Regions from separate parts of the Homo sapiens genome. Here region 1 is linked to region 2. Evidence: read pairs that join two places in POLR2A ChIA-PET (ENCODE). Cell type or tissue: endothelial cell of umbilical vein. All regions are shown on one strand. Region 1 overlaps APBB2 (amyloid beta precursor protein binding family B member 2). Region 2 overlaps APBB2 (amyloid beta precursor protein binding family B member 2).

Region 1 (2,500 bases), 77 kb after region 2:
TTGCGAATCAAGCCATTTCTTTTTTTTTCTTTTTCTTTTTTTGAGACTGAGTTTCACTCTTGTTGCCCAGGCTGGAATGCAATGGTGTGATCTCTGCTCACTGCAACCTCTGCCACCTGGGTTCAAGCAAGTCTCCTGCTTCAGCCTCCTAATTAGCTGGGATTACAGGCATGTGCCACCATGCCTGGTTAATTTTGTATTTTCAGTAGAAACAGGGTTTCTTCATGTTGGCCAGGCTGGTCTCAAACTCCCGACCTCAGGTGATCCGCCTGTCTCGGCCTTCTGAAGTGTTGGGATTACAGGCGTGAGCCACCGTGCCCAGCCTATTTCTTTAAGAGATTTCTATCAAAGTTTTCATAGATTTATTAGTTTGTTATCTAGTCACTATTAATGATCACTTTTTTTACCAATAAAATATTTTTATATTGCAGCTTTATAATACATATTTTATTGATTCTAAGACACAGATCTTTTCACATTTTAATATCTTTAAAATTTGATATATCTTGCAATCACTGACATTTTGCAGCTATGATTCACAGCATTTTAATTTTTATTATTTTTTAAGGCCTATGAATGTAACATAACTTTTATTTTTATTCTTAGTACAGAAAATACTGGTGTATCTTCTAGTCAACAGCAGTTAGATGTGATGAAATAAGTTACTGTTAATGATCACTGTAATAATTACTGTTAGAAACTTACTGTGAAACTTCTACCTTTACAACAGGACCTATAAATGGCAATGAAACTTTTTTTTTTTTTTTTTTTTTTTTTTTTGAGACAGAGTCTCAATCTGTCTCCAGGCTGGAGTGCAGTGGCGTGATCTCAGCTCACTGCAGCCTCCACCTTCTGGGTTCAAGCGATTCTCCTGCCTCAGCCTCCTGAGTAGCTGCGACTATAGGTGCGGGCTACCGTGCCCGGCTAATTTTTGTGTTTTTAGTAGAGACGGGGTTTCACATGTTGGCCAGGATGGTCTTGATCTCTTGACCTAGTGATCCACCTGCCTTGGCCTCCCAAAGTGCTGAGATTACAGGCGTGAGCCACTGCACCCGGCCACAATGTAACAGTTTTAGAAAAAGTTTAGAGTGGAAAAAAATGACCTGTAAGCCCTAAAGCTATATACTTTAACAAGTATATTTTGTATGTATTTCATTCCCGTCTTTTTACATGTGTACATATTTTTATCTGTTTGTAGCTATAGCATACATACTACTTTGGTCTACTTATTTTTTTATTCCTGTTATATCTTAATTTCTCTTTGTTTCAGGCCTTCATATTTGTCTTATTTATTTATGTATTGAGACAAAGTCTTGTTCTGTTGCCCAGGCTGGAGTGCGGTGGGATGATCTCTCCTCACTGCAACCTCCGCCTCCCGGGTTCACGCCATTTTCCTGCCTCAGCTTCCTGAGTAGCTGGGTCTACAGGCATGCGCCACCATGCCTGGCTAATTTTTTTGTATTTTTAGTAGAGATGGGGTTTCACCATGTTAGCTAGGATGGTCTCGATCTCCTGACCTCAAGTGATCTTCCCGCCTCGGCCTCCCAAGGTGCTAGGATTACAGGAGTGAGCCACCGTGCACAGCCTATATTTGTCATTTTTAATAGTTCCATAATCTATCAGTGTATGACCATAATAAAACTGCATGCCGCCCAGCTGCTGAAAATTTAGATTGTTGCCATTTTTCCTTTTGTGAATAATGCTTCAGTGAACAACTCTTTTGCATATTTTTATTAATTTTATCATTAATTTTGGCCATTTGTTTTATGAAATATAACTTTGGAGAGGATCTCTTTAGCCCTGGGATTTGAAGCTGCAGGGAGCTATGATTGTGTCATTGTACTTCAGCCTGGGTGACAGAGCAGGACCACTAACTCTTAAAAAAAAAAAAAAAAAAAAGAAACATAACTTTGTAGAAGCCTCCTGAACTGTGTTTTACTGTGAAGAATCAATCTTTATATTCAAATAAATTCAAATTAACAGCTGCTATTATAACACTGTTCATTCATTCTTTCACTCAGCTATATATCCTCCAAGAAAATACACTGGATCATTATGCGTTCCATAGGTTCCAAGAGCTAAGGAATCAAAGTTAAATAGGACACCCCCCGATGTTTGATATTTTGTTGCATAGTGGGAGACTCAAACTTATCAAAAATAAGTACTGTGTGATGAGGGATGTTGGAAAGATAAGGGTTAAAGTTTCTTAGCATGTAATTTACTTTGAGAGCATTGTTGATTGGTGTTCTTTTAAGTTATGAGGTGTGGACATACCATGTTACGTTTTTAAAATGTGTCTAATAGGTTTATCTGACAGAAAATGGCCCCTCCTGACCTATCCATAACTTCCTTTTAAGTCTAAACGTGTGTCCTGTGATCCAATGTTTGTCTAGAGTTCCGTGTCATGTTCCTCCAACATACTGTGTCATGTTCCTCCAATATACTAAGTTCCCTGTTGCCAGTAACTGTGTCACAAGTCTTTTTCCTTTCTATACCTACT
Region 2 (2,500 bases):
GCTGTGTGGGGTCCTCATTGTCCCTGGTGTCTGGAATGTTGTACTTTATTTTTTATTTTTATCTTTTTAGAGATGGGGTCTTGCTTTGTCACCCAGGCTGGAGGGCGGTGGCACAATTTTAGCTCACAGCTGCCTCCAATTCCTGAGCTCAAACAATCCTCCCACCTCAGCCTCCTGAGTAGCTGGCACTGCAGGTGCCTGCCACTACACCCAGCTTATTTTGAAATTTTTTGTAGAGAAGAGTTTCGCCATCTTGCCCAGGCTAGTCTTGAACTCCCGGGCTCAAGGAGTTATTCTACCTCAGCCTCCCAAAGTGCTAGGATTACAGGTGTGAGCCACCATGCCCGGCTGAATGCTATACTTTTGAGAGAGACTTTGGGCTTGGACTCAGAGATTCCAGAATAAACGAGCAGTGTCTATGAAAGTCATGGTTTCACCCAAGCTGTATATTTGCCAAATCACAATTCCAAACTTACCACGTTTTTTTTTTTTTTTTTTTTTTTTGCCAGGGAAGAGGATCATAGCTGCAGCATTCTGTAATACATGCTGTCAGTTTGAGTTGGTGTAATTTCATTCTAAAGCAAAGAGGCATCATATCATAATTAGCTGGGGTAGTCTTATCCCCAAAGTTAATGCTGTGGGTATAATGATTAAGAGGTCAGGCTCGGGAGGCCACATTCACATCTCAGCTTAACCACAAGCTGTGTCACTTGGACAAATTACTTATCTACCTCCTTCCTTAGAGGGTCGTCATAAGGATTAAGTGAGCTAATGCATGCGAGGTGCTTAGGACAGTGTCTGGCACATAGTAATGGTTCAATAAGTGGTAGATATAATTTTCATTGGCTTTATTAGTTTGATTTATATTTTGGATTTTCAGTTCTTGTAAGGCATGTTGAGGTTTAAGCACATTTGTCATCCTTAGGCCACCCTTCCTCCCTCCCTCCCTCTCTTTGAGCTAGAAGTATATTGGAGAGCTCATTGCAATGTGAGATGAAAGAGGGTGAGAGGGAGACCAGGGAAGGGAGTTAGTCACCAAACACAGCCTCTTAGAGGTCATCCTGTCCCACCCTTCTCTTGGAGGCTGATGGATTGAGTCGCTGAGGGATTTGCCCAAGGCGGCCAAGCCCAGGGCATTAGTGGTGGAGCCGTATCTTGAACCTGGGTCTCCTAACTGCTGGTTATGTCTGCTGCAATCTTCAGCTCCCTGAAGTCTCCTCTGTCATTCTGATTGCTAACTAGAGTGCATTCTGGAGAGAAAATTTCCCTGCGTCTGGTTTATCTAATATTTAAAAAGTCATCTCTGTTAAGGAATCTCTGGTCATGTCCTATCATTTGCAGGGAGTGAAATGGGAATGTGCATGGTGTTCTTCAAGCACTCTGACTAATCACTTCATAAGCTATGGGCTTCCGTCATTTCCTTTCCAAGTCCTGCTGATCCCAGGCCCTTGTCTTCCCTGTCCAGGCCGGCAGCACCTGTGAGGCCCCGCACCCGTTCCTTACAGCCAGCTTGCCCTGGGCCCTGGATCACTGCATTACTGTTGTCTGAATCACCTCCGTGGCCTTGTTTTTCATCCTTGATGTTTTCCCAAAAGCATTGTTTCTCCAGTATCCGCAAAACAGCATCCTGTGATGTTTTCTTCTTCTTCTTCTTCTTCTTCTTCTTCTTCTTCTTCTTCTTCTTCTTCTTCTTCTTCTTCTTCTTCTTCTTCTCCTTCTCCTTCTCCTTCTCCTCCTCCTCCTCCTCCTCCTCCTCCTCCTCCTCCTTCTCCTTCTTCTTCCTTTTTTTTTTTTTGCCCTTAAGCCTATTGCTTCCTTCCTTAATGTTATTTCTTGCTTGCTTTCATTTTCTTTGGATGCTTCTATTTATTTTCCATTCATTAAGCTGCAAATAGGATTACAAGCTTCTTTTACTTATTCCAGGGATGAGATTGCAGTTTATAGACTATTCACATCCCTTTGCTTTTTCTGCAGCTTAGAGGCACTTTATAGCTCATGAAAATTTCCTAGTAAGGGAAAAGTAATATCTCTATAAGAATTGACAGATTACATAGTGATTTTATCAACAAGATAGGATACTAGGCCTAAGAGTTGAAAAGGTTAGATATAATCCTGGGTTTGAATTTGCATTCATAAACTGTAGTTCTTTGGACAAGTTATTTTTACCTTTTTCCATTTCAGTTTTCTCATCTGAAAAATGGGAATGTTAATACTCATCTCTTTGGGTTGTTGTCTTGGCAGATTTACTGAAGGAGTTAAGTAAGTCGGCTAATATTACTGTGTATATTGTGATCTTATTTGCGCTTCATAGAAAAATAGCCCTTTTGAGGTAGATAGGGTTATTTTCTCCATTTTTATCTGACTTTATATTAATTCATCTGTTCCCTTCCCTTCTTCCTTCCTGTTTCCTATCAGAGAGAGAGAGAAAGAAAAAGAGAGAGATAGAGAAAGGGAAAGGTCGATTTAAGGCTAATACATTTCTCTTGTACAGATGCAGCAT

The links. Peaks named below come from ENCODE experiments on the same cell type or tissue, not always from the same donor. Only the 100,000 strongest peaks of a DNase experiment are listed, where the experiment ranks them.
Region 1: POLR2A ChIA-PET joins it to region 2 with 11 read pairs; 5 of 35 experiments call an interaction of 5 or more read pairs at or near these places.

What each region holds. Positions count from the first base shown.
Region 1 is chr4:41,081,967-41,084,466 of GRCh38, reverse strand. The region is part of intron 3 of APBB2 (amyloid beta precursor protein binding family B member 2); the gene reads left to right. Among named protein-coding and RNA genes, the nearest start is that of APBB2, 130 kb to the left of the region's middle. In endothelial cell of umbilical vein, no CTCF peak of the experiment used is centred here; no DNase peak of the experiment used is centred here.
Region 2 is chr4:41,159,175-41,161,674 of GRCh38, reverse strand. The region is part of intron 1 of APBB2 (amyloid beta precursor protein binding family B member 2); the gene reads left to right. Among named protein-coding and RNA genes, the nearest start is that of APBB2, 54 kb to the left of the region's middle. In endothelial cell of umbilical vein, no CTCF peak of the experiment used is centred here; DNase peaks (open chromatin) are centred at 1,044, 1,484 and 1,991; H3K27ac peaks cover 2,500 bases.